Linked DNA regions of Mus musculus: region 1 is linked to region 2. Evidence: chromatin loops called from intact Hi-C (ENCODE). Cell type or tissue: left cerebral cortex. All regions are shown on one strand. Links, peaks and the distances in the headings refer to the core of each region. The heading gives the core; the rest is flanking DNA.

Region 1 (10,556 bases), core at 1,294-9,293, 98 kb before region 2:
ATGGGGATTGGAGAGGAGAGGGGCACCCCGAGGTGTATATATGTGTGTGTGTGTGTATGTATGTATGTATGTATGTATGTATGTATGTATGTATGTATGTATGTATGTATATCGAGGGATGGTCGAGGGATGGCGAGGAGAGTGATGAAGAACGGAGGGGGACGGTGAGGAACAACGAGGGACTGCTGTGATGATGCGAGAGAGATGAAGGGCGCTACAACCAGGGATGGATGACCATGAAGAAAGTGGTCTCTGGGAAAGAGGGCAGCGGACTGAGGGGCAGTAAGGGACAAAATGCGTCTGAAGACAGGAAGGGGCAGGGAGTGTCTGGCTAAGGACAATAAGGGATGGAGGGGCAGTGAGGAGCAGTGTGAGGCACTGCGGGACTTATAGAGAACCTCACTAATTGATCTAGGTAGTTAAGGGACGGTGTGGGAAAGGAAGGGACAGAATGGAAAGGTGAGGGGCAGCGCAGAAAGGTGAAGGACAAAGGGGACTGGGCAGTGGGCCATGCTGTGTGGGCAGGATCAGGGAGGCCTCACTCCAGGCTCCTCTGTACTTGGCTTGGCCTCCAGCAAGGCTAGGCTGATCCCGGGCACCTCCCCCAAACCTGCCCCCAGCCCTCTTGGCTTACCTGTCAAAGTGCTGTTCTCCATGTCTTTTGGCCCCAGGGTGGCCGCTGATGCCCAAGGACAAAACGCCATCAAGTCTACAGGGAGGAGGGTTCGTGGGGCAGAAATCCGGTGATGCAACTTAGGTTTATAGTTTAACCGTAAAATAAATAATACAATGATAAACCAGAGTAGTTCAAGAAAAAAGGCAAACAGACAGAAGCCCTCCAGTTTGGACTAGTACAAATTCCTCTTAATGGCACTCCACAGAGTAGAGAGCGCAGACCTATGGCTGACCTCTGTGGTCCGCACACAGAGCCCTTCCTGCACTGCAGCAAGAATGCCTGATAGTTATAGGCTTAGCACCACCTAATTGAGCCAGTTTAACATATGGAATGAGGTGCTGGCCTCATTATCTGGTTAACTATTAACTTTGTGCCCCACGAACCAAGTTGCTTCTTCCAGTATTGACTTGATTTTTTTTTTTAATTGAACTCAAAGGCCTTAACTTTAAACTCAAGGCCTGATGCACTGGATTTTTAAAAAGAAAAGAAAACTCTAAAGTCTTGCTTTGCCCACTCTCAGCGGCAGGCTACCAGGATGTTAGAAGGTTCCTCCCCTCTTTCTGATGGTCCCTACTGGCCTGTAGGGGCTGCTGGGTTGCTTCCACACCCACGCTCCTAGCAATTCAATTCTCCCATCTTTTCTTATGGCCATTCTCTTAGTAGTATTTTAATCTTATGGAAATTGGTCATTGCCACATTGTCTATTTATTATTTACTATTTATTAACATTTATTATTTACTTGTTTAAGTTTTGGTGGGTTTTAAGACAGTTTTACTCTGTAGCCCAAGCGGGCCTACAACTCACTCTACACAGCTCAGGTTAACCTCAAGCTTGGTCATCCTTTGGGCTCCAGTGTATTGAGATTTACAGGCATGAAGTCAACACGGCCAGCTTGACTCGGTTTTGTTGAAAGTCACAGAAAATCCTCTTGCCCCCCACCTTTGCTATTCCTGTTTTATCTGTATGCTATGTAAATAGCCTCCCTGTCCCTCCTTGTGTGTGTGTGTGTGTCCTCCCCTCCGTGTGTGTGTCTATGTGTCCTCCCTCCGTGTGTGTGTGTGTGTGCATGTATGTATGTGCATGTGTGTCCTTCCCTCCATGTATGTAATGTGTATGTGCCTATTTGTATGTGCATATATGTGTGTGTATGTGCATGTATGTATATGTGTATATGCTTGTTTGTATGTGTGTGTGTGTGTGTGTGTGTGTGTAAGATCTCCCTCAGAACAAGCCCTCACAGTAGAGCATTTACTATATGGGAATTCAGTGAGGTCCAGTTTCATCGGAGAAGAGCCCTAGTTACTCTGATTTCCAGTTGCCACAATGCAGTTGTAATGTGTGCTCTAGCCTTATTAGCATGCTTTTATATTCCCCTATTCACAAAACAGTGATAATCTCCACAGCAACCGCGGGATACACCCCTCTGTAGAGAAAGAAGACCAACAAGATCCTCCTTCTGCACTTGGGAGCTGGAGGATGTGCTCATGTTTTGGTAAATCATCATCAAAACAAAACAAAAAAAAAAAAGTCAGAGAATCACTTGAGTAATTCACGATTAATCTGGGTTTTTCCTTGGACCAACTTTAAACTTACAACAGAAAACATTTAGTTTCCTAGTTTTTCTGAGGGGAGGCAATTAGAGCTTCTACCTCACTGACTTTAGCTCATAATTATTCATACACTGAAGCTTTCTCAGCTGTGGAGGAAAATGTATACTCTACAGGCTACTTAGCGGTGTTGTATAATGACGCTGTTATACCAGAAACGCTGTGGAAGAGTTTGAGAAGAGTTCAAAGTGAAAATGCTCAGCCAGTCATGTGACAGGGTCCTGGAGGATTGATCGCGTACTGTTCATTGACCTTTAATAGTTCAAACGCCAGGACGGAGAGTTAGAGAAACGCTCTCCTTGCCTCCAGCCTATCTTGTTCTAAATTGTCTCTGTCTAGAAATTGAAAGCTTTTCCCCTTTCCTTTCCTTTCCTTTTCTTTTCTTTTCTTTTCTTTTCTTTTCTTTTCTTTTCTTTTCTTTTCTTCTCTTTTCTTTTCTTTTCTTTTCTTTTTGTTCATTTCCTCTTTCTTTCTTTCTGTCTGTCTGTCTTTCTTTCTTCCCCTTTTTTCAAGACAGGGTCCCTCTTTGTAGCCCTGGCTGTCCTGGAACTCACTTTGTAGACCAGGCTGGCCTTGAACTCAGAGATCCACCTGCCTCTGCCTCCCGAGAGCTGGGGTTAAAGGTTTTTGCTACCATAGCCCAGCTCCAAGTTTTCACTTTGTTAAAGTCTTTCAAAGTTTGCTTTGCTTTGAGGCCGTTCCCCCCCAAAGAATTCTGATTAGCTGGTTTCTTTAAAAGCAGAATTGAACACAGTATCTTAAAGCATTAGTTTTTTTTTGTCATGTTGACCCAGTTTGTCAGTTTGCACCATTCCACTCTTGGAGTAAGAACAAGGTTGGGGTTCTGGCTCAGGAGCCTGAGACTCATGTGGGGTACTTTCCCCTTGCTCTCTCAAAGAAATCCAGCATGTCTTGCCTAAGCATAAATGTGTCACATGGAACTTTAGCGAATGTATGTTTATATTTTGCTCTTGGCAGCCTATATAAAAAAGTACACACATTTTTGTATTCTTCTTGTCTTTTATCTACTTCCTTTAAAGACAAATATTTAAGAGAGAAATACTTTTTGCATTTCCTTATTAATCATAGGGCCTTTGTTTCTGTCAATAGAGAATGCATATCACACACTTTTCACTAGATGTAGATGAGCGCTATAAAAACGCATGCACGGTGGAAAATTTACATTTCTTAGTTGTCACCTGATTAGTGTACCACACTGTTGGAAACAACCACACATAGGCATGCGTAGGCACACACACATATCTGCAGCAAACTCTGTCTTATTTTAAAGCCTGCATGAGCACCTGAGATTCAGAGTCCAGATGGCTCAGCTGGTAAAGGTGCCGGGTGCCAACCCTGATGACCTGAGTTCAGCCTCTGAGACTCACAGGCTGGAAGGAGAGGGCTAAGTCCTTCCATTGCCTTCTGACCTCCACCTGTACTCACGCAGAAATGAGCAAATGAAAATTTAGAAAACTGTAAGAAATGCCTGGGAAGGAACTGAAAGGGGGCTTAGGGGTGGACTTGATCAGAGTACATTACAGACATGTATAAAATCCTCAGATGATGATGATAATAATATAGAATCCTGAGGCTCACTCATAAGGAGTGCTTCCTGATAGCAGAGGCCTCCACTGAGCCATGAACTTAACTGCTCCGTGAAAAGTACCACACGCATGCACGTGCATACACATACATACACACACAAACATGCACCACATACACACAGTGCACACACATACAACACACAACACTACATACACACACATGCACCATATGCCACACACCACACACACACAGACAGACACACAATGCACACACACATAATACACATACTCCACATACAGACATGTCCTATATACCACTCACACATAACACACACCAAACACACCACACACACAAACACAGGGTTTAGGGGTAACATGTGGCCTGTGAGAAGACTGAGTATGGTAGTTGTGTTAGAATTTTTGAGTCTGTAGTTTGGAGTGTTTTAGGGACAGGACCTGACTTCTTTTCCTCAGTATAAAGGCGGACTATGTCATTTGTTTTCAATTGAGTCACCTTTTGTGTACCTAAGGCTTCCTTAACAAACACTGCCTTTTCAATTCTAACCCATCTCTAGAAGCTTACAGATTTAAGACCTTTCCAGCAGCCTGTGCGTCGACTTACTTAGATACGGAGTCTAGACGTTTATTGAGTTAGTTTTCTCAAGTTTCTTTGCGTGTTTTCACAGTTAAGCTTGTGTCCGAAGAACACACTGTATTTCCTATTAGCTGGCCAGTAGGGTGTGCTCTAGTCCCTTGCCAAATTAATTAATTAAAATATTAATGTAAACTCTTCATTAAGAGATTTCGGAAACTAATTTTATGTCTTTGTGACTACCGGCACATGTAGGGCGTGTTTCTATAGACACACGTTACATATACATACATAGTACAGATGGAAAGTTTAATTATGCTGTTGAATAAAGAGAGCTTTATCTGCTTAGCACTTCAGCTTAGACCTAAAATAATTTGGTTTTTTTGTTTTTTTTTTATTATTCCAAGTAAAGATGAATAAGGAAGAGCTACAGTAGCAGGCATGGTGTTCCCTGCTTGTAATCCCAGCAACCTGGAGCTTGAGGAGGAAGGCTTGAGAGTCCAGAGCATCCTGGGCTACATCTGTCTCAAGTAAAAACAAAGTGGGAAGGGGTGGGGGAATGCAGTCTGTGGAAATGTGTGTTTGAACCATCACTTAGTCCTCAGAAGCAATAAGAATACGTCTTTGTGCAAATTATTTAACCTCTGGGTGTCCAGTAACTTGGAAATAGGAGTGGTTCTTACTCTAGTAGGGCTATTAGACAAACAGATTAACATGGTCAGCATGTAAAACATTGCTCAGGGACAGTTAGAGTTCAATAAATGTTGTTATGTTATTGGTTCTATTGTTAGCTTCATTGTTATGGTCATATATCCTCCGAGAGGTGTTTAAATATCTTTTGCTATAAAATTCCCCAATTCTAGATTGTTAACTATACCTGAAACAATCTGTGGAAGAGGTGATTTCATTGCCTCCAGAGCGCAATGATTGATGGGATGTTTTCCCTGACTTGTAGCATCTCCTCTTCCGAGGCAGTCAGATCTAACAACAGGAGTGAAGGTCCCAGCTTCTCACTAACCTGAAGGCAAGGTGTAAAGTGGCTCTTAAGTCTGTGGCATCTACCCCTCCGTTGCCATCACACACATGCGGGGCAGGGAGGGGGGGTGTTTCCCTCCAGAGCACAGTAGACTTCATCTGCACAGAAGCCTAAAGCCCCTGCAGAACCCTCTATGTGAATGGCTTTGTGAATTTCTCTGGGATGCGAGGACAATGGATATGCTCAATGATTGGGTATTAATATGAAGACATTTGTATAAAGATGTTCATAAACACACACACACACACACACACACACACACACACACACACACACACACCATGTCGCAGCACTGTAAAGCTGAGAGCTAGGTTGGTAAGATGATCTCTTTTCCTGAGTTTTCTTGTCCTTCATGGCTGCCTCACACAATGGGTTTCTTTGAGGAGTTAGCGAGCCCTCTGCTGCGGTGCTCCCTCGCGTGTGCTGCGCGGGTCTGGAGTAAATCGACTTCCCAGCACCCGAGTGGGAGAAAGAGCTGCTTCAACTGGTGTGACTGCTGGTTCTCACGGAAGAACTAAGTTGAAGTTCGGAACAGGGTGTGAGCGATGGGGCCGTGAACGTGGGGAGTCTGTTGTGTTTGTGGCTCATGGCAACCCTGGGATGCCCAATTAAAAAAACAAAAAAACTGTGAGCAGTGGAGTTTAGTCCTTGGTAAGGGGTATAACAAAGCATTCACTCACTCAAGTCAAATTTAGCAAGCTGCCTCCCACTTGTCAATCACAGATCTAGCACTGGGTATACACTGGTAAAAGAGTGAATATAATTTTTGTTTATATTATATTTGTTATATAGAAACTTACAGTCTAGTGGGAGAGAAAGATGGCAGACAATGGCGTGGTGGCACACACCTTTAATCCTGGTACAGAGGCAAAGGCATGTGAATGTCTGAGTTCTGGGCTAGCCTGGTCTAGGACAGCCAGAGCTAAATAGTGAGACTCTGTCTCATAAAATAAAACAAGTGCTAAGCCAGAGGATAGTGGTGACAGGAGATCGAGTGTATCAGGAGACCAAGTGTGTCAGGAGACTGTGTCAGAAGACTGTGTCAGAAGACTGAGTGTGTCAGGAGACCAAGTGTGTCAGGAGACCAAGTGTGTCAGGAGACCGAGTGTGTCAGGAGACTGTGTCAGGAGACTGTGTCAGAAGACTGAGTGTGTCAGGAGACCAAGTGAGCAGGGCTGGCAGTAGATGGGCGAGACATTCTGAGACCCTGGTGAAGTATGACAAGAGGTGGTCTATCTGAAGAGCCTGCAGAAAGGAATAGCCCAGCGTGGGAGAGAGCTTCGTGCAACAGGACAGCGGAAGGCTCAGGCTGAAAACAGGAGGAGGGCACCGCAGGCATCTCCAGCATAACTGATATGGAGAAAGGAGGTGGCCGCAGTTGGAGAGGAGCAGAATGAGATTTTAGAAACGGATTCCAAGCTTCTCATGGAGCTGGAATCAGCAGGCCTTTGAGATCTCGCCCACGAGAGACAGGAAGGGAGAAGTCAAGGATGAGCTGAGCTTTCTGTCTTTAAGTGGCTGGGTGACTGTGCTGATGGAGATATAGGGAGAGACAGAGGGACTTCGAGTTAGAGCACAGGTGGGACTGGCGAACACGGTCTGATTCTGGCATTAAAGCTGTCGCTCTCCATTCCTCAGGCTACGCTTTTCTCATCATGAATGAATGTGTTTGACACCTTCGAGGTTGCATGGTTGCACATGCATGTGTGGGTTTCCCAAGTTCTTCTTTTTTTTTTTCACAGTCCACGAAGGCTTTTTATTTATGCTTTACATTTAAAAAAAGAATCCCAGGATTTTCCCTCCTGTATGTTTTCGTCTTGCCTCTTCATGGTCCATAATGCTAGCCGAGGTTGTCAGCACAATGAAGCCAAACTGACGTGAAGGGAGCAGGTTGTTCTGCCATTTCTCTAGGTCTTTGAGTTGAACATCAAATCTAGGGCTTATAACGCCACACTTGTTCAACCTTCCTGTGAGGTTCACAACGATCTTCCCAGCTCTGTGATCATCAATGATCTAGAATTCACCAATGTACCCGTGCTTCATCATCACGGTTAAGAACCGAACGATGACTTTAGAACATGGCCTGATGAGGACCTGACGTTTGCCTCTCTTCTCAGCGTTGTTGATGCTCTTGAGAACATCCGCCAGAACATTCATTCGCACCATGGTGGTGGCGAGGGAAGATGGCAGAAAGCCAAGTTCTTGATACGACATTAAGGCGAATGAGTTTTGCTCTGTTGTGCCTTAGGGGATTGTGAGTAGTGAAAGCCACTGGGAAAATACAAGACCGGAGCTTAGATTCCCTGATTTGGGGACATAAGAAAACCAGTGCTGTTAGCGAGCTCTGCCTGCTGCATCAGGAGACCCGTCAGGACATCCGAGGTGACCAGTGCTCATTCCACGAATATTTAACAATTGAATGCATTTCAGATGGCCATACCTTCTAAGAGTAAAAATTAGAGCAATTTCCAGTCATTTTGAGCTTTCTGGAGGCGTCTCCTCCCCTTCAACGATTTCGTCCACCTCCTTAATTAGAGCGCAGGACACGCAAGCAACCACCTTGATTATAGGTATAGGCTTAATCCTAGGATGAGATGTGGATGAGCAAAGTAGCCCAAGAGACAAAAAAAATGTAAAGGAAGATTCACTGGAGAAAAGCCAGAGACTTGACATCCTTACAAAAGCTTCAAGAATTAGATGGAAGCACTCTAAAATAAGCAAACAGCCGCAGACAGAGCAGGCTTTTATGCCCAGAGCCCTCAATCAGCGATCCACAGCATGGCGGTAAGCTGGCCCAAGCAGAAAATGGAACGCCTATTCATATTCTCGCGAAGCTTTTATAAATAGGATGAATGTCTGAATTTGGGGATTAGCAATAATACCCAATAATAGCGGACACTTTGTAGCGTTTACTCAGGACTGGGCATGATGTAAGGTTTTAGATAAATTAACTTCCCATGCTGTTATACCATGGAACAAGGGGATGGTTAGCCAAGTTCTGTCAGCATTATTATTTTTTTTTCTTTTGCTACTAATAGATCTCTTCCCCCATAAATAACACGAGGCATTCAGTGGGTGGGCATGAAAGGACTGGGGGGTGAAGCCGAAGGCACAGCTCTAACCAGGGATTCCCAGGAGGCTGGTGGGGGCTGGCCTTCACTTGACTTTCAACTTCCCTCCTCTGTGATGGCTTCATTTTTAGGTTTCTTGGTGGCATAAGGACTGACAGCAGACCCTAACGCCCTCCAGCTAAAATATAAAGGAGCCTATTTTGTGGCTTGAACAAAACCCTGGATCCAAGTCTCTCTGGTCCAGACTGAAGGCCAGAGAAGTACACTGCTTCCATTGGAGAAGGCAGTTCTCAGACTGGCCAAGCCTGAGCAGGCACCCAGCTTTGTGACTGGCAGTACAAATGTCTTGTTTTCTCTCTGTGGCCCTGGGGAATGGTCACTCTGTAGCCCAGGTTGGCCTTGAACTCACAGGGATTGCTTCCCTCTGCTTCCCAAGTGCTGGGTTTTTGTTGTTGTTGTTGTTGTTTTTACCCTTTTGTTTAAATGTGTTTACTTATGACATTTTATGGGTGTCTCAGTTAACTTTTCTATTGTGAAACAAACAAACAAACAAACAAACCCACCACGACCAAAGCAACTTCCAAACATAAGCATTTAATTGTTTATAGTTTCAGAAGGTAAAGCCATGCTCTTCATGGCACAGAGCCCAGCAGCAAGCAGGCAGGCCTGGTCCTGGAAAAGAGTAGCCGAGACAGTGTCTGATTCACAACCATGAGGCAGCAGAGGAGGGAGCGAGGGAAAGAGGGAGGGAGAGATACATAGACAGAGAGAGAGAGAGAGAGAGAGAGAGAGAGAGAGAGAAATTGAGAGACAGACAGAGACAGAGAAAGGAGAGAGAACACTCAGCAATTGATAACTAGACTTCTGAAACCTCCAAGTCCACTCCCTGGGACACATACACCTCCTCCAACAAGGCTGTGAGCTGCCCAGCCCTTCTCAGACAGTTCCACAACTGGGAGCCAAACATTCAGATGTATGATCCTAGGGAGGTCATTCTCATTTAAATCACCATGACGCGTGCCTTACCTGCATGTATGTATGTGCAATATATGCACGCCTGCTATCCTTAGAGGTAAGTGCAGGGAACCGAACCCAGGTCCTCTGCAAGAGCAGGGGCTCCGAACCACTGAGCCATCTGTCTGCCCACCCATCTTTGTTTGTTTGTTTGTTTGTTTGTTATTTTTTGAGGTTTTTTGAGACAGGGTTTCTCTGTGTAGCCCTGCCTGTCCTGGAACTCACTCTGTAGACCAGGCTGGCCTCAAACTCAGAAATCCGCCTGCCTCTGCCTTCCAAGTGCTGGGATTAAAGGCGTGCGCCACCACTGTCCGGCCCTGCCCACCCATCTTACCTTGAAAACAATGTGTGTGTGTATGTTTGTGTGTGTGTGTGTGTGTGTGTGTGTGTGTGTGTGTGTGTGAGTGTGTGTGCCAGTGCATGAATGTGCAGGTGAACATATGTGTGTTCGTCCACAGAGCTTCCAAAGTATTGTCCTACCAGCTTCTCATATCAAGATCGATGAAAACTTGGCCATGATTCTATTTGGTTTTTCTTCTTCTGGCATTAAGTATTCTCTGTTGTACATTGCAATTTATTTACAGCAGGTCTATGGAAATTATTTTTGTTCTGAAGATAACTGTTTCATGAAAGTTTTATTCATTGTTTCAATTGCTTTTCCTCCCAGTATCTGATTAAATGATTATCCCTTTATTCTTTCCTATCTTTCTACTCTTGTATGTTTGACTTCCTTCTTTCCGTTGGCTTTTTGTGTAATTTCTTCACATCTGTTCTTCAATTTGCTATTGCTCTCTTCTGGTATCACTGCTACTTTAATTGAGTTTATAACATCAATTATATGCTTGAAAAAAATTTTTTTAGAACTTTTAGGTACGGTATTTGGCTCCATTAAAGCACTAGTAAACATTTTTGGTGACTTCTTTCCTGTTTGACGCCTTTTGTTTGGGTTTTTGTTGTTGTTTATTTGTTTGTTTGTGGTTTTAAAGTCAATATCTTACTTAGTCTGTAGTCC
Region 2 (10,083 bases), core at 1-8,000:
ATCTTGCAAAGTCCTTGAGACTTGATAATAAGTGCAGGACAGGGAGTGAGGCTCTCTTGCTCTCTCTTTTCAGCTCTAGAGGCTTTTCTAATAAATTGTGAACCCAAGATGGGGGTTAGGGAACCTCTGACTTATAGCCACAATATGAAGTATGGATAGTATGGAAAGAGCTGCTAAGAGCATTTGTTCTTGCCGAGGACCCAGGTTTGGTTCCCAGCACCCACATGGCAGTTCATAACCATCTGTAACTCCAGTTCCAGGGGATCTGACATTGTCTCTGGCCTCTGCCAGCATCTGCTTCACACGGTACATACATGCAGACAACACACACACACATAAAATAACAAAATCTAAGAGGAAATGTAGGGGTAGCCAGGGACTTGGTGCTGGCATCTGAGGTGGGGAGCCATCTTTGGGGGCCCTGTGCGGACTATGGCAACCCTGAACAGTTAGTGTCAGAGCTGAACTAAATTTTTGGACCCCCCCCCCCCAGTTAGTGCTTGGAGAGCTGGAGAGATGACTGATGTAAGAAGCCAGAAGTAATCCATTCACACATCTGTGAGAGCTGTGTTTGTGTAGCTCTATCTAGCAAGACCTTCTGAGCATGCCCTGACCGGAGCCCTGGGCCTCAAATTCTTGGCCAGATCCTCTATGTGAGACCCAGACACAATGGCCAACACCTTCCCATTCTTGCTGTTGTTGGGGAAAACTAATGTTTGAAGTGTTTACCCCGAGTCATGTGGGGGTGGGAAGATGGACTACAGTTTAGATCTCATGTCCCCCCAAAGGCCCACCCGTTGAAGGTTCAGTCCCCAGACTCCATTGGCATTGGGACATGGAGCCTGTAGACAGTGGGGCCCAGTGGGAGGAAGATGGACCATTGAAGGAAAGCCCCTTGAATATTGGGACCCCGCCCTCTTTATTTTCCTTCTTCTGATTCCAGGCCAGTGCGAGATTCCCTCCAAGATGCTTCACTAAGAAATGTCTCGGGCTGGTGAGATGGCTCAGTGGGTAAGAGCACCCGACTGCTCTTCCGAAGGTCCAAAGTTCAAATCCCAGCAACCACATGGTGGCTCACAACCATCCGTAACAAGATCTGACGCCCTCTTCTGGTGTGTCTGAAGACAGTTACAGTGTACTTACATATAATCAATAAATAAATCTTTAAAAAAAAAAAAAAAAGAAATGTCCCAACCATGAGTCAAAACTGACACCGTGAGTCAGGCTAAACCTTTGCCTCTATCCCCTTGACTATAACAGGTTAATTGTCACCGCAGTGGTCAGCCAACACATAAAGGCCGACTGGGCCAGAGGGAGCTGTGGGCTTTCCTAGAAGTGAGGCTGTTCTGACAATGCTTCCCACCAATCTTGGCACTGTAGCTTTGTAATACAGACTTCCAACATACCTTCCCTGGCCCTGCATCTCCTGGATTTGAAGAATGGGGGCCTTACAGAGAAGCTTCCACAAAGAATTTGTACAGAGCAACCTGACAAAGACCCACACACCTTGTGTTCTTGGCAGAAAAACCAGGGAGAGGGCCCAATGCCACAAGAGGCTCATTTAAGTGACTCTGAGGACCAAGGACACAAGAAAACCCTGCTTCTCTTCTCTTCTCTTCTCTTCTCTTCTCTTCTCTTCTCTTCTCTTCTCTTCTCTTCTCTTCTCTTCTCTTCTTTCTCCCTTCCCCTCCCCTCCCCTCCCCTCCCCTCCCCTCCCCTCTCCTCTTCTTTTCTTTATTTTTTGACAACCGAATTTACTAAAGGAGCCTCGGATGTCCTCACAGAGCCACAGGAGTGGGGTTTGGAAGGACAAGTCGGTGTTAGTAGAGGCCAGAGAGCAGAAAAGACCTCAGGACTGGTATGACCATTTTTGAATCAAGACCCTACATAAACCTCTCCTGGGCATGGCTTCTACCCAGGAAATTGAAAGAAGATATGGGTGATGGGGTGGGCAGGATCTCCAGATAACCAGAATCCAGATTGCATGAAAGAAATGGAAGCTACACCAATTGTCCAGGTGACGCTTGACCCCTCACGCTTTCTGCTCAGTGGAGGCAATGGGCAGCAGTGCTGTGTCCATCTGGGCTCTGCAAAAACCAGACTCCAGGTGGCACTTCCTAAGACGTGTATTCTGGAGAGCTCAGCTGCCATCAAGGAGCAGGATGGACCTGAGGTCTCAAAATTCACACGGCAGCTGCAGTCACAGCTGCAGGCTGCTGATTATTGTCACCATCATTTGAGTCTGTCGAACTGATGACAGCAAAATAACCTGAGTTGTGTCTCTCACAGTCCTGCAGGCTGGTGAGTCCTCCATTGAGACAAACAGCCCTTCTTCACGTGCCTTGGTAGCATTGCTTTCTGGCTCGTGGACGGTGCCTTCTTTGCCTTCATCTAACTGTGGTTCTCAACCTGTGGGTCGTGACTACTTCGGGGTCAAATGACCCTTTCACAGGGGTCACCTAAGACCACTGGGAAACACAGATCTTTACATTATGTTTCCTAACAGTAGCAAAATTACAGTTATGAAGTAGTAACGAAAATAATTTTATGATTAGGGTCACCACAGCAGGAGGAATTGTGTCAAAGGGTCACAGCGTTAGGAATGTTGATAACCACTAATATAATGGCAGGCAAATGTGTCCTCAGATCACCTTAGGAAAGGGCACTAGACCTTGGTTACAAGGTCTCCAGCCCCATGACCTCGTCCCCTCCCAGGCCTACTGTCTCAGGAGTTAGAATTTATCACAGCCATGGGACATTAACGTTCACACATAACAGTGGTAAAGACAGACGTATGCAGTGTATAATCCTAGCTGGATGTGGTGGTGCACTCTTGAAATTCAAGCACTTCAGGGATGGGAGGAAGGACGGACTGGAGGATTGTGAGTTTGAAGCCAGCCTACATAATGAAACTCTGTTTAGAAAACAACTCTATAGTTCCAACCATTTAACAGCACTGGGTCCGTTCACACTTGGGTACCCAATGGCACTGCGCATCCTCAGAACTTTCCATCTTTCCAGCTCAAACACGGTGGTGCACCAGGAAACAGACTCTCACTCCTCCCACCCCACCCCAAAGCTGGGGGCAGAGTTATTCATCCTGGGACCTCTGTTTCTTCTCTCAGTCTCTGACTCACTGAACACTCACTGAACAAGGCCACTTCATAATAACATCTGGTGCTCTCTCCTTCATGACCAGCAGCTCTCCGGCCCTCTCACATTCAGACTTTTTCCTGCATCTCCTTGATCTTCTCCCACCTCTCGGGTTGGCGGGCTCCTGCTTTCTATCTTCCGACTCCCGAGACCTCCTATGGCAGGCACATCAGGCCCTTTCTAGGCCAGCTACCTGACTCTTCCTCAGCCTGCCTCCTCTGCCCCAGTCTCTGCTCTTCAGAGATCCAGGCTCATAGCTTCCTCTTGCCTGGTGATAGGGTTTCCCACTAGAATGTCCTTCAGGACCTGTGAACTGCTCTGGAGTGGACACACTCCAGGGTCTCTCTCGTCCCACTCACATGCCCACCTTCCTCCTGCCTTCTGGGTCTCAGCCATCACTGCCTCAGACTCTTACTAGATGTGACAAGCAGTGTGCCTTTCCACACACAGAGATCTGGGCCGCGCCCAGATAACCCCTGCTATGGTACCCAAATCCCAGATGTGCATGTGTGTCTGTGTATGTCTGTGTGTGTGTGTTTGTGTGTGAGTCGTGTGTGTGTGTGTGTGTGTGTGTGTTTGTGTGTGAGTTGTGCGTGCGTGTGTGTGTGTGTGTGTGTGTGTGTGTGTGTGTGTGTGTGTGTGTGTGTGAGCTGCCAGATGTCAGTGCTGACAATTGTATTTTATTTACCCACACCTCAGTTTTTGAGACAGAGCTCCTTGACCCTAGAGCTCACCAACAGGCTACTCTTGCTGGCCATTGTGCTCCAGGGCTGAGTCTCTGCGTCTAGCGCAAGGATTACTACAGACGTGCCTCACCACGCCGAGTTTTATGTGAGTTCTGGCAATCCAAGCTCCGGTCCTCAAGTTTGTGTGGCGGGCACTTCACCCTCTGAGCTCTGTCCTCAGTCCCTAAGTCACACTTCCAAGCCACACAATCCTGTGACAGTTCCTGCATTCACAGAGCTGTGAAGTCCTTATTACTGGCGATTCCAGAACATTCTGATCAATCCCCAAAGACGCTGTGGGCATTAGCAGGCTCTCCTCCCTCCCTTGAAGCCCTCCAGGGCAGGACAGGGCTCACTGGTCCGCCTGTGGACTTGCTTGCTTGCTTGGAGGTGTTCATCAGAGCCCAGTCTTGCAAAGTCTGGTCTCCGTGTCTGCTTCCTTCTACTTGTTCGTGAAGTGTTTTCCAGGTTCCTCTGTGCCGTGGCATGCGGCACAACTTCATTCCTGTCTATATTTCATCTACCCATTCATCACATGATGGACACCAGTGTTTCCATGGTAATGGCTATTCCGAGACATGCTATTCTAAGGATCAAACACGGGTTTTGTGTGAGCATATGTTTCCAGTTCTCCTGGATACGCATGCAGCCAAGAGTGGAAGGGCTCGGTCAGGTCCCAGCTGTGTTTAGCTTTGTGAGGGGCTGCCAGACCCCTTCCCACATCCACCCCCATGTTCTCCCTTCCCACTAGCAATGTCCAAGGGACATTTCTCCACATCCTCCCCCAGAACTTGTTATTATCCTTCTTCTTCTTCTTCTTCTTTTTTTTTAAATATAGGCATCCCCTTGGGTGTGCCTTCGCTTGTTTTTGTTTTTATATGGTCTGCGGACCAAAGATGACTTTTACATCTTAAAAGAATTATAAACACACATGGGCACACAGAAAGAACACGTGGCAGACTTCATAATGTGGCTCACAAAGCCTAAAATATTGACTGACTAGCCTTTTCGGGACAGCCCCTCCTGTGCTCCTCTGATCTAACCGGAAACCCATCACCAATCCTGTCCCCCACCACCTCCACCACCAACTTTTGTGTGTGAGGACAGCACTTTTGACCTAGGCTCAGGTGAAATTTCATTTCCTTGAGGAAAACTTTCTTGATTCCCTCCACACCCCCAGAAGTATTTCCCTGTGTTCTGTGGCAGCTGCTTCTGTGTAGGACTCACCCCTCCCCTCTTCCTGTATCTATCCCAAGGTCTTCATGTATCCCAGTCTGGCCTACACCTTACTCTGTAGCCAGGGTTGACCTTGAACTTTCTATCTTCCTTTCTCCAGAATGCTAGGGTACGGGCGTATATGACCACACCCTATTTATGTGATGCTGAGGATTGAACCCAGGCCTCTTGCATGCTAGGCAGGCACGCTACCAGTGGAGCCACATCCCTAGCCCCTCAAATAGAGGAGCTGAATGTACAATCGCGTGGCTCTTGATTTTGCCTGTGGACTGTCTCTGAGATCTTTAGGACAGAAACTGGCTAGGGTGGTGCTCAGTGGGGGTGCTGAGCAATACAGTACACACCTGTTGAATTAATGGAGGCACACAGGCCGCTGAGCTGCTTCTCCTCGTTTAGTTTTTGCGTCTGGGTTGTATGTATGTATGTATGCATGTTTGTTTGTTTGTTTGTGACAGGGTCCCGTGTAGCCCAGGCTAGTCTTGAACTCCCAATCCTCCTGCCTCCAACTCCAGAATCCTATGATTATATAGGCACGCACCACCATGCCCAGCTTGAGAACACAAGTTTCCTGGCCTTTGCAAAGCTCATTAGCAGCCAGAGCAGCGCACTTACATTACAAGGCCCCCGTGAGCTAGAGAAATGACTTGTTATTCAGCAGTATTTACTAGATATCTTTGTGCCCAGTGCCACAGCAAGCCACAGGCCATGATCCTGTATGGGTGTCCTGGGTATAAAAGAAAGAGTTGTTTGTGCCCGTGAGAACTGAGTCTGCCAGCCACGCTCTGAAAGTCAGGCTTGATTCAGGCCTCCCCTTCCTTTGACCTGACCAACCCTCCAGGTAACAGTGTGTGATGACTGTGGTCCCCACCCTAAGGCAGAGCAATAGCCTAGATCCCGGGACTCCTTGTAGGGTCACCTCTGAGGCAGGAGCGACCACTTGACTTGCTTTGATGGGTAAATGATGAGTTGGAATTGTACAGATCTCTTTGGGCAACGGCCCTAGGGGCCTTGCACTTTATCCTGTCCCCTTTCCCTACACTGCGAGGCTGTGGGTGGGGACTGCGTGTCTCTCTGTCTGGGCGATGCTGCCAACCAGAACCTTCTGGATCATGTTGGACAAGCTGTGTAGGGTCGGTGACCTGATTTAGCCTGTCCTGTGGGAGTTCAGCTGGGGGAAGCATCTGGGCAAGCATTATAGGAGGTGGGGCTGACCCAGGTCCAGCAGGATGGGTGAGGTGGGACAGGTCGAGGGTGAGAGTGGTGGAAGGGAGGGCCAGATAGATGGACAGACTGACTGACCGACCAACTGAGAGCTGAGGACATGCTGTCCCCTAGACATGGCGGCTGAGATGCCACCGGCAAAGGCCATTCTGTTTCTTCAGGGCGTTAAAAAAAAATGGCATTGAGAGAAAGCACCTCCCCAGGAGGCTCGCTCAACCTGAGCACTTTTTTTTGAGTTCTTGCATGAAAGGATCTGTCATGAGTTTTCACATGGTCCAGCACCAAAGCCTTTCCACTCCGTTCAACCACCCAAATGTCGAGCGCAGACTGAGAGGGCCAACAGCTGCTGTTTTGAGCAGCCCCTCCAGTAGGACCAGGGCTGGAAGTGACTCATGGTCTTATCCAAGAGTCACCTTTGACATCCGGTGACAGCATCATCACCCTGTGTTTTTGTGCCTGAAAGCCAGGTGCTACTGGAGGAAGGCAGCCTGGAATTCTTAGCAGCAGCTTGTCATCGCGTCCTCAGTGTAGGTCACACCATCACTGTCACCGATGAGGGGAGTGAGTGAGCCTGGGCTTTAGGAAGATAAGCTTTGCCCCATGCTTGCTCAGGGCCATCACCGATGTTTTACTGGGGGGAGGGGGGGCTGGCGAGAAACCAGAGGAATGCACATCCCAGCCAGGGTCCCCTGCGGCTGTCAACCACATGTGATTGATCTGGGGTGGCTGGCCTGTACAGGGGAGGCAGAACAATGGCTACACTTACCCACAGGTGACTAAGTCACATTCTTCTGGGCCAAGAAGCCCAGGTGCAGATGTTTTCCTGCAGAGTGGAGCAGAGCTGGGTTTTATGGGCTGCGAACTCCTATCAGTGAGTGATAAGAAGCCCTGGGCCATTGGCTCTTTGGTGATTGGAGAAATAGTCCACAGGCCCAGGATGTGAAATAAATGAGCATGAGTCATTCGTTCTCCAGGGCCAGGCTCCTGCAAGAACATTTATCTATTGATCTCTCTCTCTCTCTCTCTCTCTCTCTCTCTCTCTCTTACCCATCTGTCTCTCCTCTCTTTGTCTCTCTCTCCTGTCTCTGTCTCTCTATTTTCTCTGTCTTTCTGTCTCTGTGTTTCACTCTCTCTTTCCATCTGTTTTTCTTTTCCTCTCTCTGTCTCTCTCCTCTCTGTCTCTGTCTCTCTCCTTCCATCTGTCTGCCTCCTTTTCCTGTCTCTCTCTCTCTGTGTCTCTGTTTCTCTGTCTCTTTCTCTCTGTCTCTCTGTCTCTCTCTCTCTCTGTCTCTCTCTCTCTGTCTCTCTGTCTCTGTCTCTGTCTCTGTCTCTGTCTCTGTCTCTCTCTCTCTCTCTCTCTCTCTCACACACACACACACACACACACAAGGGCCTCTAAGGAAAAAGTGGAATTATCAGGAAAAAAGAATAGACCAAGCCGGGCAGTGGTGATGCATGCCTTTAATCCCAGCACTTGGGAAACAGAGGCAGGTGGATTTCTAAGTTCGAGGCCAGCCTGGTCTACAAAGTGAGTTCCAGGACAGCCAGAGCTATACAGAGAAACCCTGTCTAGAAGAAACAAAACAAAACAATAATAACAACAAAAGAATAGACCATCCCATCCCTAGTGACACAGAAAGTGACATCTGCCTGCAGAGAAGGGTGGTAGCAACTACTGTCAAAAGAAAAGATGCAAGATGTGTTGGGGGCGGGGGCACTATCTGCTTTTGTCAGCAGCCAGGGCCTTCATCACCCAGATTTCCACATGTTAGACCTTGGGTGCTAGGCACCTATCTGATACAACTTCTTGCTCCCTACCCACTACCTCCTCTGCAGCTGCAGTCACCTGCCCAGGAGGGTACTCCAGGACAAACTCCCATGTTGTGGTGGCTTGCCACCTGCTCTGACATGGTAACTGAGGGTAGTTCTGCAGGCATGCGATCATCTAACGTGTCCCAGCGGTTTTGGAGTGCCCAAGTCCAGGGGAGTTCATAAAGCGTAGTTTACAGCTGCTCATCTTCTGTCCTCCAAGAGTCAAGTCCTTCAGGTTGATTCCCACTGCCCTGGGGATGATGGTGGGCACAGGAGGGCCGGCGCTTACAGGACCTTTGTGGACTTTTCCTTCCTGAGACATTTTTTTTGTTGGTTTTTTTTGTTTGTTTGTTTGTTTTGTTTTGTTTTGTTTTTCGAGACATGGTTTCTCTGTATAGCCCTGGCTGTCCTGGAACTCACTTTGTAGACCAGGCTGGCCTCGAACTCAGAAACCCTCCTGCCTCTGCCTCCCGAGTGCTGGGATTAAAGGCATGCGCCACCAGGCCCGGCTCCTGAGACATTTTTAATAGCTAAAAGCTGCAGGTCTAAAAACCACCATCGGGAAAACAGTCTTAAGTGGTTTTATCTAATCTCGGGCCCAAGTCAATGATCAGAGTATTATGGGTAAAAATGAGTCATACGCCCTCTCATTGTCAAAGTCAGAGGGCTCCTGGCTCTGTCCCCTTCTACCCTGGTTGGGGTTCCAGGGTCCCTCAGAGCCTTAGTTGGATGCTGAGGACACTGTGCGTGTTCTTTGACTGAAGTCTCCTCTTTGATTGCACTGTGCCGCCTTTTTATCTCTTCCCTTCTCCGAGGGTGCCACCAGAAGCCAGGTGACTCCACTAGACTCCTACAGCGCAAAGAGGGTGATGTCGTGCTACCCACGGTTGGCACAAAGGGAACAGAGTTGATACTAAGAGCTGATTTCTTTTTTTTTCCTGACTGCTCATTGTAGGATGGGGAGAGAGAGAGAGAGAGAGGATTGAGAGAGAGGGAGATTGAGAGAGAGAGAGTGTCTGGCATTTCTCCCAAGCATTTCACCCACAAACCGGTTTAGGCCAGTGAGACAGGATGTTCTGCAGAGCAAAGATCATGTGACCGCCCCGTGTGAACAGACAGATGGTGTATCATTAACAAGCTAGCTTCAGGGTTGCATTTCTCTGGCTCCAGGGTGTCAGTGACCCCAGAGATTTAATTAAAAACATAAAAAAATAAATAGTGACAGAGGCCAAAGTTTCATCCTGTTTAGACTCAACATTGTAGTCATTGTGTGTGTGTTGGGGGGTGTGGGTATGTGCTCCTTCTGTTGCAGGGTCTGTGACCTGCCCAAGGGAAACAGGGTTAGTCAGGGGGCATCTGCAGGTTAGCCCCTTGGTGGGTGAGCTTCAAACAGTCACTGTGGCCAGTCACCAGCTCTCTGGCACCCTGTTTCCTAGGGAGACTGAAAGGCTGATTGGAGCTCAGAGACTGCAGAGGACCCAGCTGGTCCACACAGGAGATGGTCAGGATCCCTTTGTGCTAATCGGAAGTATCCAGGTAGGAGAAGAGGCCGTTGTATGTCAGGAGATCCCAGCCTACAGAGGATGCTTTCAGCCCAGCAGAGCCTGGCTCCTCAGCTGCTCTCCAAGCTGTCTGCTGTCAGGTCTTGAGGTTGGGCTCTGGAAGGCTGAAGCTGGAGTTGAGCCCATGAGCATCCTCTAGGCTCACCAGGAGGACATGCTGGCACGGAAACAGGCAGAGGCAGGGAGGCAGAGGGAGGTTGTGTGAGCAGGGTCATGGATTCTCCGCATGACATCTGAGGAAAATCAAATCTAGTCCTTTGGCAGGTACTGGCTTGCAGAGCCCTGTGTGACTGACACATGGGCCTAGACCACCGGCAGCAAGGGGCCAATGGAGTGTCATAAGGAGGAATTCTTTGGATGAGACACAATTAATC

What was found. A loop is a pair of places that touch in the nucleus more often than their neighbours do. Peaks named below come from ENCODE experiments on the same cell type or tissue, not always from the same donor. Only the 100,000 strongest peaks of a DNase experiment are listed, where the experiment ranks them.
Region 1: a loop joins it to region 2, with 2.1 times the contacts of the local background. A loop is called at or near these places in 3 of 42 quality-filtered maps.

The regions. Positions count from the first base shown.
Region 1 is chr4:150,844,184-150,854,739 of GRCm38, reverse strand. It overlaps 1700045H11Rik (RIKEN cDNA 1700045H11 gene), which reads left to right. Exons shown (of 4, transcript NR_040649.1): 2 at 2,081-2,169; 3 at 4,831-4,953. It also overlaps the pseudogene Rps15a-ps3 and a transcript of Errfi1 not described here. Among named protein-coding and RNA genes, the nearest start is that of 1700045H11Rik, 5.5 kb to the left of the region's middle. In left cerebral cortex, for the core only: a CTCF peak has its summit at 4,566; a DNase peak (open chromatin) is centred at 8,210.
Region 2 is chr4:150,745,425-150,755,507 of GRCm38, reverse strand. No RefSeq gene overlaps it. Among named protein-coding and RNA genes, the nearest start is that of Gm36600, 45 kb to the right of the region's middle. In left cerebral cortex, for the core only: no CTCF peak of the experiment used is centred there; DNase peaks (open chromatin) are centred at 3,091 and 4,475; H3K27ac peaks cover 696 bases.